3 separate regions of the Mus musculus genome follow, and regions 2 and 3 are each linked to region 1. Evidence: chromatin contacts called from ENCODE POLR2A ChIA-PET data. All regions are on one chromosome and are shown on one strand. Each heading gives the region's core, a stretch centred on a gene start or an enhancer-like site at or near the end of the contact. The rest is flanking DNA. Distances are from core to core; before and after follow the strand shown. Region 1 holds the start of Sec11a (SEC11 homolog A, signal peptidase complex subunit). Region 2 holds the start of Alpk3 (alpha-kinase 3). Region 3 holds the start of Zscan2 (zinc finger and SCAN domain containing 2).

Evidence for each region. ChIA-PET counts read pairs that join two places held with the same protein, here RNA polymerase II (POLR2A).
Region 2: POLR2A ChIA-PET joins it to region 1 with 18 read pairs in embryonic stem cell. The contact joins the promoter of Alpk3 here to the promoter of Sec11a in region 1. POLR2A ChIA-PET finds 5 or more read pairs at or near these places in 4 of 5 experiments (Patski and embryonic stem cell).
Region 3: POLR2A ChIA-PET joins it to region 1 with 14 read pairs in Patski. The contact joins the promoter of Zscan2 here to the promoter of Sec11a in region 1. POLR2A ChIA-PET finds 5 or more read pairs at or near these places in 4 of 5 experiments (Patski and embryonic stem cell).

The regions. Positions count from the first base shown.
Region 1 is chr7:80,944,996-80,949,302 of GRCm38, forward strand. Sec11a (SEC11 homolog A, signal peptidase complex subunit) reads right to left here and starts at 2,555. Exons shown (of 6, transcript NM_019951.1): 1 at 2,407-2,555. The coding sequence starts at 2,457.
Region 2 is chr7:81,055,446-81,059,752 of GRCm38, forward strand. It overlaps Alpk3 (alpha-kinase 3), which reads left to right and starts at 2,155. Exons shown (of 14, transcript NM_054085.2): 1 at 2,155-2,327. The coding sequence starts at 2,185.
Region 3 is chr7:80,858,427-80,862,733 of GRCm38, forward strand. It overlaps Zscan2 (zinc finger and SCAN domain containing 2), which reads left to right and starts at 2,505. Exons shown (of 3, transcript NM_001382511.1): 1 at 2,505-2,651.

The DNA.
Region 1 (4,307 bases), core at 1,305-3,804:
TATGTTGCCCAGGTTGGCTCAGCCTTCCAAATGCTGGAATTATAGATGTGTACTATCGTGCTTGGTTCAAGAAAAGCTGTCTTTCAAAACGCCAGGGGCGAGCAACAGCATAGCTCAACTGGTGAAGGCGCTGTGCCAAGCCTGATGACCTGAGTTCAATCCCTGAGTCCCTGGCAGAAAGAGCTGATTCTGCCAAGTCAATCTCTAACTTCCACGCGTTCACCATGGCACACTCACACCCATACACACATATGCACACACAAAATAAATATACTCTAAAAGGGAGCTCAAGGACCAGCTACTCTGGGGTACTCAAAATGGCAGGAACAAGTGAGACCCTGCCTCAAGAAGGTGGTAGAAGAGAACCAACTACCACAAGTTGTCCATTGTCACATGCAGTCTGTAGCTCTGCATACCCATATTCACACACACTCAATAATAACAAAAAATAAGTAAAGGGCAGGAGACACAGCTTGGCAGTTGAGAGCACTTGCTCCTCTTGCAAAAGATCTAGCTTTGGTTTTCAGTGTCCACATGGCGGCTCACAACTGTGAGGCCAGCTCCACAGGGCCCAGTGCCGCCTTCTGGCCTCACCCGCAGCAGACACACACATGGTGAACATGCACACTTCTTAAAAGTAAAGAATTTTAAAAACAAGGGTTACAGGTATAATTTACTGGAAGAGCACATGCTTAGAAACTGAAAGACCAGGTTGGGGTTGGGGAGGTAGTTGGCTGCATATGCTTTTAAATTCTAGCACTCGGGAGGCAGAGACAGGCAGAGTGCCAGGCTGGCCTGGTCTACAGAATAAGTTCAAGAACAGGACGAGAAACCCTGTCTCAAAACAAACAAAGAACATGAAAGGCCCTGAGTATGATCACCAGCAATACACATACACAAAATTTCTGGGAATGGAATAAGAGAGGATGGTGTCACCAATATGCCTTCAATCCCAGTATTTGGGAGGCAGAGGCAGAGAGAGGCTGAGGCAGAGGCAGGTGGATCTCTGATTTCCAAACCAGCCTCATCTACATGTGAGGCCTTATCTAAAAAAAAAAAAAAAAAAAGGAGGAGAAGGAGGAGGAGGAGGAGGAGAAAGAAAGGAAGGAAGGAAGAAAAGGTCTTTCCAGATGGAGGATACATGTGCTCAGTGACAGATCACTTGCCTAGTGCTAGGAATGATTTTCAGCACATTTGAAAAACAATCAAACAAACTTAAAAAAGAAAATACGGTTATTTACCCTGACTCAAGATGCGAAGGCAGGAGTCCAGCTCAAAGCCAGCTTGGGCTACACGGTGAGTTCCAGGCAACAGGGCAGAGTCATACCAGCCAGTGATGCCATGTTGTGACATATATCTATAAATCTACCTCTCATGAGGCTGAGGCAGGAGGACTACATAGCAAGACTCTGTCTCGAAATAAAGTAATAAAAATAAGGTCTTTCAAAACTAGAAGCGCGGTTCTGGTAGCCTGTGATGAATGCAAGGCCCTGGTATTGATCCCCATCACCGAAATAGGAGTCCATACAGAAGACAGTTAAGTGACAGCTACTCCTTAAAGCTGTTCTGACTGGAATGTCTCACAATTTTGTATGTATGTCTAAGAAGAGACGGACCTACTTTTCTATGTAATAATTATAAACAGGGCAAAACAAAGTCCTGTTCCAAAATAAACCAAATCTTTAAATGAGACAATTCTTAATACCAAAATACGAGGGGGGTAGGGAGGCAGGGAAAAGGTCAATTGCTACCAGAACATTCGGTTCAGGAGACAAAAAGGTGACCGTGTTCTCAGTACCTTCTAACACATGAGCTAGAAGACAGCAAGACTGAAGGATAAAATCTGATTTAAGTTTCAAGATTTCTGTTCCACTGACATCTATCATCAAAGATTCAGTGGACTGTCACCTTTCTGCCAAGGAAACTGGCACACAAGTGGTATAACAGATTCAACTCCGAGCTTAGAGTGACCCTAGTTAAAATGGATGAAGCTCACTGAGGTCTAGCTGGGCTGAAAGGTGGCTACACAATGAAAGCAACACAACGGCTCCTGTGGGACCTGTAATGGCTTTCCCCAGAGCCCCACCAGAAACGGTTAAGTCTGCCGCTTTACAGTGTCCCAAACTCCCACTTACAAAGCGCCCTATAGTTTTCACTTACTCCCCTGCCTCCTCGGGGGGAAGGGATCGCAAAGGTTCTCTCCTTCCCTCTCGGTCCCCCGAATCTGGTGCTATGAATGGGGGCAAAGAGGTCTTGGCTACCTACAGTCTGCAAAGAAAGAAATGATCCATACAGGCAACCGACCCACGCAGGCCCTCAATCCCGCCCAGAGATCCGCGGGGCGCCCCGCAACGGCAAAGAGACCAGAGGAACCCTGGCAGAGAGAGAGAGGGCGGCCCGTCTCACCTGCCTCTTGTTCATCCGCCGCACATCGTCTAGAAAGTCTAGAGACAGCATGGTGAGATGGAGAGCGCGACAACTAGCAGCCAAGAGGGCGCGATAGAACCACCAAGAGGGACCGCTGCAACACGGGCCGGGCTCACCGTGGACAGAACCCCCTGATGCCTGCACTTCCGCTTCCGGGGCGGGAGCAGGCGAAGCTCCTCCCTTCTGAGCAGAGAATGGACAAAGAATGACTTGTGAGCCCCCTAGAACAGCCCAGGGCCTGGCCTTGTCAAAAAAGGACCGTAGCCTTCTCCGGCCGAGAACCGGCTGAAGGCTGCTTTCTGTGCTCAGCCCGCGCGGCGGCTCCCGAAGACAGTGACCCTAGGTTAGCTAAGCCCACAGCGTGCGGAAGGCGGGCCCTTGGACAGGCCTGGCCAATCGGAAGCCGAGTCTGCGCCAGCGCGAAGTCGGTGTCTTCCTGCGTGCTGCTGGGGCACGGGTGTGGCTCGGGACGTGGTGCCTTGCTGTTTGTTCTCAGGTGGAGCACGCTGCGGTTCGCTACCGGAAGCTGTGTGTGTCTTTTAAAGCATTGTATACACACACACACACACACACACACACACACACACACACACACACACACGCCAATTGATCACAAGATGCCTTAGTGTCATGAGGGCACTGGTGGTGCAGGTGGCCAGGAAGACCCGTCTCAGTTTTGACCTTTACCAACAGTGATTTGCTTTGTCTCCTGACACTTGGATGTGAGCCATTTATTTGACCCGCAAATTTTCACAGGGGCGGGGATTAGAAGTGACATCATTGCCATGGGGTTTCTTTTGGTGGGTGATAGATGTACAACTCCATGTATATACTAAAACCATTGAATTGTGCGCCTTAGTGGACTGTATGGTATGTGAATTATAGCACAATAAAGTAGGTGTGAGAATGGAAAGGAAACCGCTGATGTCTTGTTCACTGTTAAATTCCCAGTGGTGGCCGCACAGCTGGCATGTATAAGGCACAAAATCAGTACTTGAATTTAAAGAGAGGAAAGAGAGAAAGACTATCTTCAACTATTAGTAGAAACCTTACATTTACTGAGATGGGATAGGAAATGTTTAGAATTTCCAAGTTAGAAAGTTTTATAAAAGAAAATACATAGAAACCCCCATGGGGTGCCCCATAGGTATCCCAGCTTCCGTGACAGTACCAGATATGTGTATCAGAATGACTTCTTCATTAATAACTGTTGATGTGGTTCTCGATCTAAATTCTGGCTAGTAGAAACCTTCACATAAGCTTGTCAGTGTTAAATTCAACCTAAGTTCAAATTAAGTGGGAATGAGCTTTGACCCTGTATTTTGTGCCTTGAAGAGCCCCAAGAGCAGCTCAAAATCCTGTGGGTCCAAAAAAGGTGAATAAGCTATTTAGTTGGGAAGCTTTAAAAGCATCTCGTACAAGTGGGTGATGGGGGGAAGACAGGTAGATCTCTGCAAGTTCGAGGCCAGCCTGGTCTAAATAGTGAATTCCAGGACAGCCAGAGATTCATAATAGAGAGATGCTACCAAAAAAAAAAAAAAAAAAAAAAAAAGCTGGGCATAGTAGCATAGATTTGTAATGTCAGTGCTGGGAGGCAGAGACAGACAGATCCCTGGCACTGGCTGCTCTTCCAGAGAACTCCAGTACAATTCCTAGCACCCATTTTTAGTAGCTAACCTGTAACTCCAGCTCCAAGGGATCTGGCACCCTCTTCTGGACTCTATGGACACATATTCATATGCACACACCCATGCCCAGGCACACACACAAAAACATAATTTTAAAATTGCAAAAATAAAATCTCTAAATTTTTCTAATAAGTAAACAACAGCTGAGTCACAATACCAGAAGTTGTCCTCTGGCCTCCACAGGCATGCGAA
Region 2 (4,307 bases), core at 905-3,404, 110 kb after region 1:
AACCAACCAAACCAACCAACCAACCAACCAAACAAACAAACAAACAAACCAAACAAACAAACAGGGCCTTTTTTGCCTTTCTGGGCTGCAGAGTTGGCTCAGTGGTTAAAAACTGACTGTTGTTCAAGAGGACCTGGGTTCCATCCCCAGCACCTACATGGTGGCTAATAACCATCTATAACCCCACTTCCAGGGTATGCAATGTCCCCTCTGGCTTTCATGGGTGCTGCATTCACACAGTACACAGACATATAGACTGCTGTGTGTATACACCGATATACATAAAATAATTCTCTCCCAAATTTTAAAGATTTTGCTTTTTCCATGGAGAGGACTTTAGAAGTTTAGAAAATATAGAGAAACAGGGACCCATGTTGAAACAGTTTAGACTAGTCCCACGGTGTGCTAAATAAATTAGCCCTTTAGGCCCTGACCCCTGTCCAGTGACTGGCTCTCTGCCTCTCCGTCTCCTTTACACTTGAGTGGCTGCATGTCTCCTGTGTTTATGCACACGCCTTCCTCCATCTGGAATAGTGCTTCCCCCATGGTCTACTTGGTGAGCACCTATTTCTAAAATCACATTTAAGCTCTATCTCCTTCCTAACCGAAACTCACCACTCGGTTTCTTTATGCTTTTATGCCCCTCTCTCTAGTTCTGCCCTTGCGTGTTGCCCCTTGCAGTGTCTTACGTATTAGTCTATCTAGTTATTTTGTAAGCCTCTTTGAGGCCTGAGATCATGTGACCCCAGTTGGTAAATATTTAAAAGCTGGTACTGAAGCTAGAGGGATCTTAAGGCATGCATCTTCAGAAGACTCAAGAACAAAGATGAATGGGGGCGTGTGCTCACAACACAACTCCTCCACCCGAGGCTCAGGGATCATTGTTGAAGAGAAAGGGGGAAGACTGTAGAAACAAGAAGTTTCGGTAACAGTGTATCTCCTAGAAATGTCAGAAATTATATACATGAAGTCTCACCAACACCTAGACATGCTGCCTAAACATGACCTGATGAGGGATGATACAAGTAACCGTGCTGTCATGGAACAGGGAAAGTTCACAGGGCCTCAAACCTAAACAAATAACTATAGGCAATTAAGGAATGCTGAGAGCCAGAGAAACAGTCTTCCCCAAGGGGAAGCAGACCAACTGGTTATCCAGTACCAAACGGTCAGCCTGAAGATATACACACACGTAACATTATACAGACTGGGCAGGTTGTGTGTGTGTGTGTGTGTGGTGTAACAACAATTAAAGAAATATTTGTAACAAGAATTAAAGAAAAAGAGGCCATGAAATTGAAATAGAGTGAGCAGGAGAGCAAAGGAGAGCTTAGAGGCAGGAAAGAAAAGAAAATATAGGGAATGCATTTTTTTTTTAAAGAGTGTTTTGGTAAGTCAGGAATGAAGGCACACACCTGTAGTCTCAGCAATTGCCTTGAAGCCAGGACTGAGAGAGAGAATAAACAAATATTTCGGTGAAGACCTTTGATTGGCCCAGGTTAGGTCTGTGGTCAGGGACAGATAAACCCACTGTGGTCACTCCCAAAAACTAAGCGCCAGGTTTAAGCTGTGCTTAGCAGCTTGCTCTGGGAACGGTGAAGGATAGAATCGTTTTTCTAAGCATTAGGACTTGGCCCATTTTCTGACCTTAGGAAATGGAGCCTGAAGGGATGGAAGAGGTTGGATTATTCTAGAAGCCTTTGATGAACCACTAATCTATGCTAGATACTGCTAAGGGTTTGGGGGAGACACACAATGTATACCCAGGAATCTTGGGCTCCTTTGGATAGAGGGAGGTCACTGATAGAGGTGACAGAGTATGTCTTAAGTAGTGGCCCACAGACCACTGGCTGGTGGCTGTCAGTGTGGCCCCTTTCAGGATCTATCTTAAGCTCTCCTCCCCTAGGAACTCTTCTCTACCCTCGTTCTACTTGTTTCTCTAAAAACTGAAAGAAAGCCAGAAGAAAGTTGTGAGGAGGCTGGGGTTCTAAGGACCCTTTCTTTCTGTCTCTGGGTCGGCATTCACGGAGTTTCTCTGCAGGCCTCCCTGGCTCCCGGGTTAGGCTGAGTAGCTGCCTAAACCGGGGGAGGGACAGCAGCAGGTGACAGCAGCCCCGGGTTATAAATAGGGGCGCGCGTCAGAGTCGGGCAGGAGCCGGGGCTGGAGGCAGGGGCTGCGGTGCCATGGGGTCGCGGAGGGCCGCGGGCCGGGGCTGGGGCCTGGGTGGTCGAGCAGGAGCTGGTGGAGATAGCGAGGACGACGGGCCGGTGTGGACGCCCGGCCCAGCCAGTCGCAGCTACTTGCTTAGCGTGCGGCCAGAGGCTAGGTGAGTCGCCCAGGGCCCTGGGTTGCCCCAGGCTGCTCTGTCCTTTGGGTGGTGGCCGGGTGTGGCCAGGCTCTCAAAAGCACTCTGAAATCTGGAGGCCTGGGTAAAACCGGGGCCCTCAAACTTTCTCAACCCTAAGGCCCTGAGGACCCTCTTGGTACCCTTTTGGTCCCTTGAGGGCCCCAGGGTTTCAAATGTGTGGCCCAAGAGGGGAAAGGCCATAGTTTGGAGTGATTTTACAGGGGCCCTTTCCTTATCTCCCTCGCCCACACCAAGCTAACCCCAGGGCTGAATTCCACAGTTAGTGATAAGGGGATCCAGAGTGGCTGAAATTCCTCAGGCTTCAAAGGAGGGGACTGCTGGTTGATGGGTGTGGGGGGAGCCATTAGAGGCTGTTTAGCTTAGAGTCCGAGATCGGCCTTGTGATAACTGAAGTTCCTCCCCTGGGCCTAGGGCTTTGGCCTTCCTGCACTGTGTTGTGTCTGGTTGAGAGGAAGGTGCCAGGAGGTGGCTGTTTGTTGGCCTTGTCTGGGGATCTAGGGAGGATCTGTGGCTTGAAGCTCAGAAGGAGTCAATTGCCCTGCCCAGTGGGACCCAGTAGGGGTTGAACTGGCACAGGAGGGGTGGGACTGGTGAACCCTTTATTGGCCTTGCAGAAAGAGACATTGGAAGGCTTTGTTTTAGGAGCTAGGTTATCCCTAGTTGCAAAGGATACACAGACACTAGGCAAGCCTTGCAAAAGACACTCTAAGAACAAGATGCAGACACCCAAGAACAAGTGCATCGCCCTGGAGACACGGAGACAGGAACTTCCTGCCCCTTGTGGGCAGCTCAGCTTCCCTCTGCTCCTGAGCCCATTTTCCAAAAGGAAATGTAACAGGGTGGGCCTTGGAGTAGGCTGTTACTTCTTAGCACCAAAATTTAGCTTGCGTAACTTGCTTCTCTGAGACACTATTTACAGACTTCTGCTCTCCGCTCAGAGAGAGAGAGAGAGAGAGAGAGAGAGAGAATAAATACATACAGGCTCGAAGGACAGTCAGGAAAAGAAGCCCTGGGCACTTCCTGGATCGTCAGAGTCCTATTGACCTTGGAGTTGGAAAAGTTCAAATGTAACCGGAACCTGTTTCTGCATAAAACTCGGCAAATGGTGTCACGTGTTTGGGGTAGGACTGAGGGCCGGTACTGTGACTAAGTCAAACTCACCCAGGCTCCTGGGTTGCTGGGGGTTGTGGTAGGGCACCATTTCCCCAGTTGTTGGCTCTGTGGAATGCTGCAAGGAAATGTGGACATTTATTGTGCTCCTTAGTGAAGCAGCCTGCCCTGTGAGAGCCTCGTGCTTCTCACTTGTCACTGTGACTTATCGCTTATCTCACTAGGCTAAGTGATTTATCTGGGTATCACTTCTTTCTGCATCTGGCCTTTGTCAATAGCAGTGAACAAAGAGAAGAAAAGGAAGCAGGATTCTTCTTGGAGATGTTGCAGTGGAGGAAGGGAAGAAAGGATGCTTTGAAAGCCAGGCAGAGGGGAGTGAGTTCGGAGCTGTTAGGAACAAGGCTGGAGGCTTGGACCTGGGGATGTTTCCTGGATGAGCTTGTGTTAGACATTTTTATAGTGTATCAGCCAGAGGGCGGGAAGTGAGAAAAGTTTGTCTGGCTTGAGTCCTTGGACCTTAGTGGGGATGCTGTAAGACGACTATTCTTGTTGGGTATCCGAAGGCTCCGGGTAGGAGCAGTGGGAAAGGATTTTCTAGCCCTGGACTTGGGACAGTTTCCCCTGTACTCTTCCACCCCCTGCCAACTGGCTACAGACCCAAACGGGTCCTGACCAGAGCAGCCAGGTTTGCTTGGCTTCTGGAAGAGCCTATGGCCAAAAAGGGATTGTGAAGTGGGCTGAGCTCAGGCTGGGGGAGGGACAGTTCCCAGCACTATGGAAAGGTCTGACTTATGTTGGAGGATGGGTTGCACAGTCTGCTGCCCCTCA
Region 3 (4,307 bases), core at 1,255-3,754, 87 kb before region 1:
TGGGGCTGGAGAGGTGGCTCGGTGATTAAGAGCACACACTTACTCTTGCAGAGGAGCAAAGTTTGACTCTTAGCACTCACGTTGGGCAGTTAATAACCTTCTCTAATTCCAGTTCCAGAGGATCCAATACCTCTGGCCTCTGTGGGCATCCAAATTCAAATGCAAATACCCACACAGAAACACATAATTAAAAATAAAATAAACCGTGATGGAGAGAGAGCTCAGCAGTTAAGAGCACTGACTGCTCTTCCAGAGGTCCTGAGTTCAAGTCCCAGCAACCACATGGTGGCTTACAACCATCTTTAATGGGATCTGATGCCCTCTTCTGGTGTGTCTGAAGACAGCTATAATGTACTTATAAATAAAATATATAAGTCTTTTCTTAAAAAATTAAAAAATAAAATGAACCTTAAAAAAAAAACCAAAACCCAGATGTGGGGCTGAAGAGATGGCTTGGTGGTTAAGAGCATTGGCTGCTCTTTCAGAGGACCCTGGTACAACCTCCCGCACCCACATGGTAGTTCACAACTTTTATAACTCCAGTCAGGAGATCCTACACCCTCAAACCAGTGCACATAAAATAAAATAAAATAAAATAAAATAAAATAAAATAAAAAATTTAAAGCCAAATATCATTTTAAGTCAGAAGAAATGAATTTATTTTGCTGTGTGTATGTTTGTGTGTGTGTGTGCGCGCGTGCGCGCGCGTGCGAGCCAGAGTTACAGGGAGTTGTAAGGCACCCATACGGGTGCTGGGATCTGAACTCGGATCCTTTGAATGAGCAGGAAGTGCTATTTACCAGTAAACTATCTCTCCAACATTCAAATTCTTTCATTTGATAGACTACGAGAAAGCAAACGACAAAATGAGAAAACAACAGTTCCTGGGTCAGCGAGATGGCTCAGTGGGTAAAGGTGCATTTTATCGTAGACCACGGAGGATATTGTTTATCACTTCTCCCTTAGATTTCCTACCTGAGTGTCCAGGTAGTTACTCTCTTGTTTTTATTTAGTATGGATCCCATGGAACCAGGCCCACAAACTGTTGTGAGCTGTAATGTAGGTGTTGGGGTCTTCTGCAAGAGCAGCAAGTGCTCTTAACTCTTACGCGCGCTCAACTGGCCAGGAAGAACGACGCTGCAACAGGATCCTTCTGCACACGTTTATTGGGAGAGCTTGATTGTAGAGGCGAAAAGACCCTGAGCCCAGAACTGGTGCTGCTTACATAGGCCTAGGAGAGGTGTGTCTCACATCTGATTGGTTAACTTGTCTTGGCAAAAGAACCTTCACTGCCTATGTATGTGTAGTGGCCAGCAGTAGCCAACTGCCACTCTGCAACTGCCACTCTGCAACTGCCACTCTGCAACGGCTTCCCACACTTAACCACTGAACCATCTCTCCAGCCCCCAAGTCAAGGGTTTTAACTAGAGCGAGTAAGGGAGTAAAAGTTTGTATGCTCTTTGGGAAGAGAGCAATCCGTACAGAGTAGGAATGGCTGTGTCGGGGACAGAAGTGGGTTTAGATTTATCCTTTATCTGTTATCCTCTCCCTGTCCCTCCATTAAGGCGGGCACTAAAACAAAGTGGCACACTTTTCTTGGAAGCTCATTTCACCCAGTCTTGGGGCTTAAGTGCCCTCAAAGCTGAAAAGTTCACTTGGTGAAGGGGTAGCAGGCACTCCATGCATACTCTTATCTAGAGATACCCTGAAGCCAGTTGAAGCTGAGCCAACTAGTAGACCACTACCATCTATTGCTGTTCTTTACATCCTGTTTTGGGGACCTTGAGATGACCCATCTGGAAGGACCACTATTGTCCTTTGTGTCCTGTTTTAGGGTGCCTGGGTGGTCATTCCCTCCCAGAGCTAACCTCTTGCCTAACTGTAGGGCAGGTTCCAAGGAGCCGACTATAGACTAGGACTTACAAAGCAGAAAGAGCGGGGCGGGGCTTTCGTGAAGACGCAAGAATACCACGTGTGAAAACAAAGGGGAGTGCAACCCCGGAGTGCAAATGCCTGTGCGTAGCTGCAAATTTCCAGGAGAGGTGCGAACTTGGGCCAAGAGGAACTTTGATTGCGCAGATTTCTTCTCTGCTTAGAGTCAGCTTTTGGCTCTCGAGGGCTCATTTGCCACTCAATTCTCAGCTGAAAAAGACTGATACATTCACCCAGCTTTCATTTTTTATAGATAAATACACGCGAGCTTTAGAGAATTGGCACTATCTGTCTCAGGTGAAAGCTTTGGGCAGTACTAGAAGACAGACAGCTAGTCCTGGGTCGTCCTCTGCCTCTGATCCGGAGGCATTACTTACGGCTATCAAACCCTCTGTTCGCTCAGGTACAAACCACCCCCCCCCCCGTCTCTGGGTAAACTACATTTCCCGCAATGCATCGGGTGGAACTTCCCTCCCAACGCCCATCTGGACGCAGTTTTCACCAATAGTGGAGCAGAATTTCAGGAACTGTTGTGGACAGCCAATGAGAGTGGCCATGGGCGGGCCTCTCCCGTCCATTGTTCTCTGTGCCCCTTGGGCTTGAGCTGAGGTGAATCCAGAGGGGCCGGGCCGGGCCGGGCCAGACCGTGGGGTGCTTTTGCGCTCAGAGAGATAGCGGGAACAGGACCTGGTCCCTGGAGAGGCGAGCGGGAGAGGCAGGTCAGGAGCCGCGCGCCCCGCGGGGAACAGCCAGAGAGACAGCGAGTAACGGGCCTGGAGCCAGCTCAGGGCAGTTTGGGGGAGGGGCGTCGGTGTCCGCGCCCGACGGGCTGGACGCGCAGCTCTGCGTCCTGGTTCTTCGGAGCCCTCGAGGCTCCGCTCACACCAGAGCGCTGGGTACGCGCAGCCTAGGAACGCAGGCTTTACACTGGGAAGGGATGCTCGACGACATCCCACCGAGCCGCCTCCTTGACCAGGTGGGGAAACTGAGGTTCTGAGGGGGCGTGTCGGAGCCAGGCTTAGCTAATAAGCTGTCTAGGTTCAGTGTTCCCGGGATGTCCAGGAAGAATTACGATGTATTTGTGTTTCACGTAGTCATTTTGGACAAATTGACATTGGGAGCTTCAGTTTTCTTTCTGTTGTTGCTGTTCTGTTTTAACTTTTGCTATTTTCATGGGGGAGGGCATGTTATCTGATTCTATGGTGTAATGATTTTTTAAAAATAAATATTCATTGCTTTCATAATACTTAAATAGTTTTTAATTCCACTGCTTTGAATATTTTGTAGAGCTACTACTCAGATCTAGGTGTGTGTCCCCCACACCCCCACCCCCCGCAATGATCCCCATGTGTGTTCATTTAAAAAGGAATTGGGCAGGCAGTAATCTCAGCACTCAGGAAGCAGGACAGGCAGGTCAGGAGTTCGAGGCCAGCGTGGGCTACATAATGAGATCTTGCTTCAGAAGCAAAAAAATAAACAGAAATGTCTGTACTGAACATGTAGGAGCGTTCTCGTTATTATTCCCAAACAGTACAGCATACCAACTGTTTACATATTATTTACACTTAAGTATATGTTGTCTAGAGATGATTGAAGGTATTTGGTACACCATTTTATATAGGGGCCTTGAGGAGTCCTGGATTCTGGGATCTGGGAGATTATCTGAGGGCAACCTCCTTTGAAATATAGCACTAATGACTTGTAGTGAAGCTGGGGGCACCTTGACATGCGATCCATTAGTAATCACTATGATGTTCCATATGATAAGGATGAGTGTTATCTATTCATTAAGTGGTCACTGAGGTTGAATGACTAACCTCTTTGTTAGGTCACAGTCTCTGAAGGGAGTCTGAACTGACTTAGGGTAGGATATGTCAGTTCTGTTTCTCTCAGCCCAGATCACTGCATCCCACTACTCTTCCTTTGGTCTTCTGAAAAGAGCAATGCTGTGTATGTGTGTGGTAGTTATTATTATTATTATTATTATTATTATTATTATTATTATTATTGGGTTGCTATATCCCCTTGTTGTCTTTAAATATCTACTAGGTGTTTCTACCCCACTTCAGACCATATTGTTCCCAGATAAAAGACACAGAAACCTGTAGATTCATAATAAGCTTAAAAGCATTAAAGTTGGGCTATTTTGTCTACCTCCCAAGGTATCACTTGCCATGCTCTGCCTGGGCCGCTTCTACTCCATCAGGCCAGCCCCTATAGCCATGGGCTCATGAACTACCTCCCCCATGGCCACTTCCTTCTTTCTTTTTCTCTCTTCATGGTCTCTACCTCAGATCCCAAGCCTGGGAACCTTTGCTCCACCCCCTGCCTTCTGCCCAGTCATCTCTATTGGCTGGGATAAGTTGGGGGGTGGG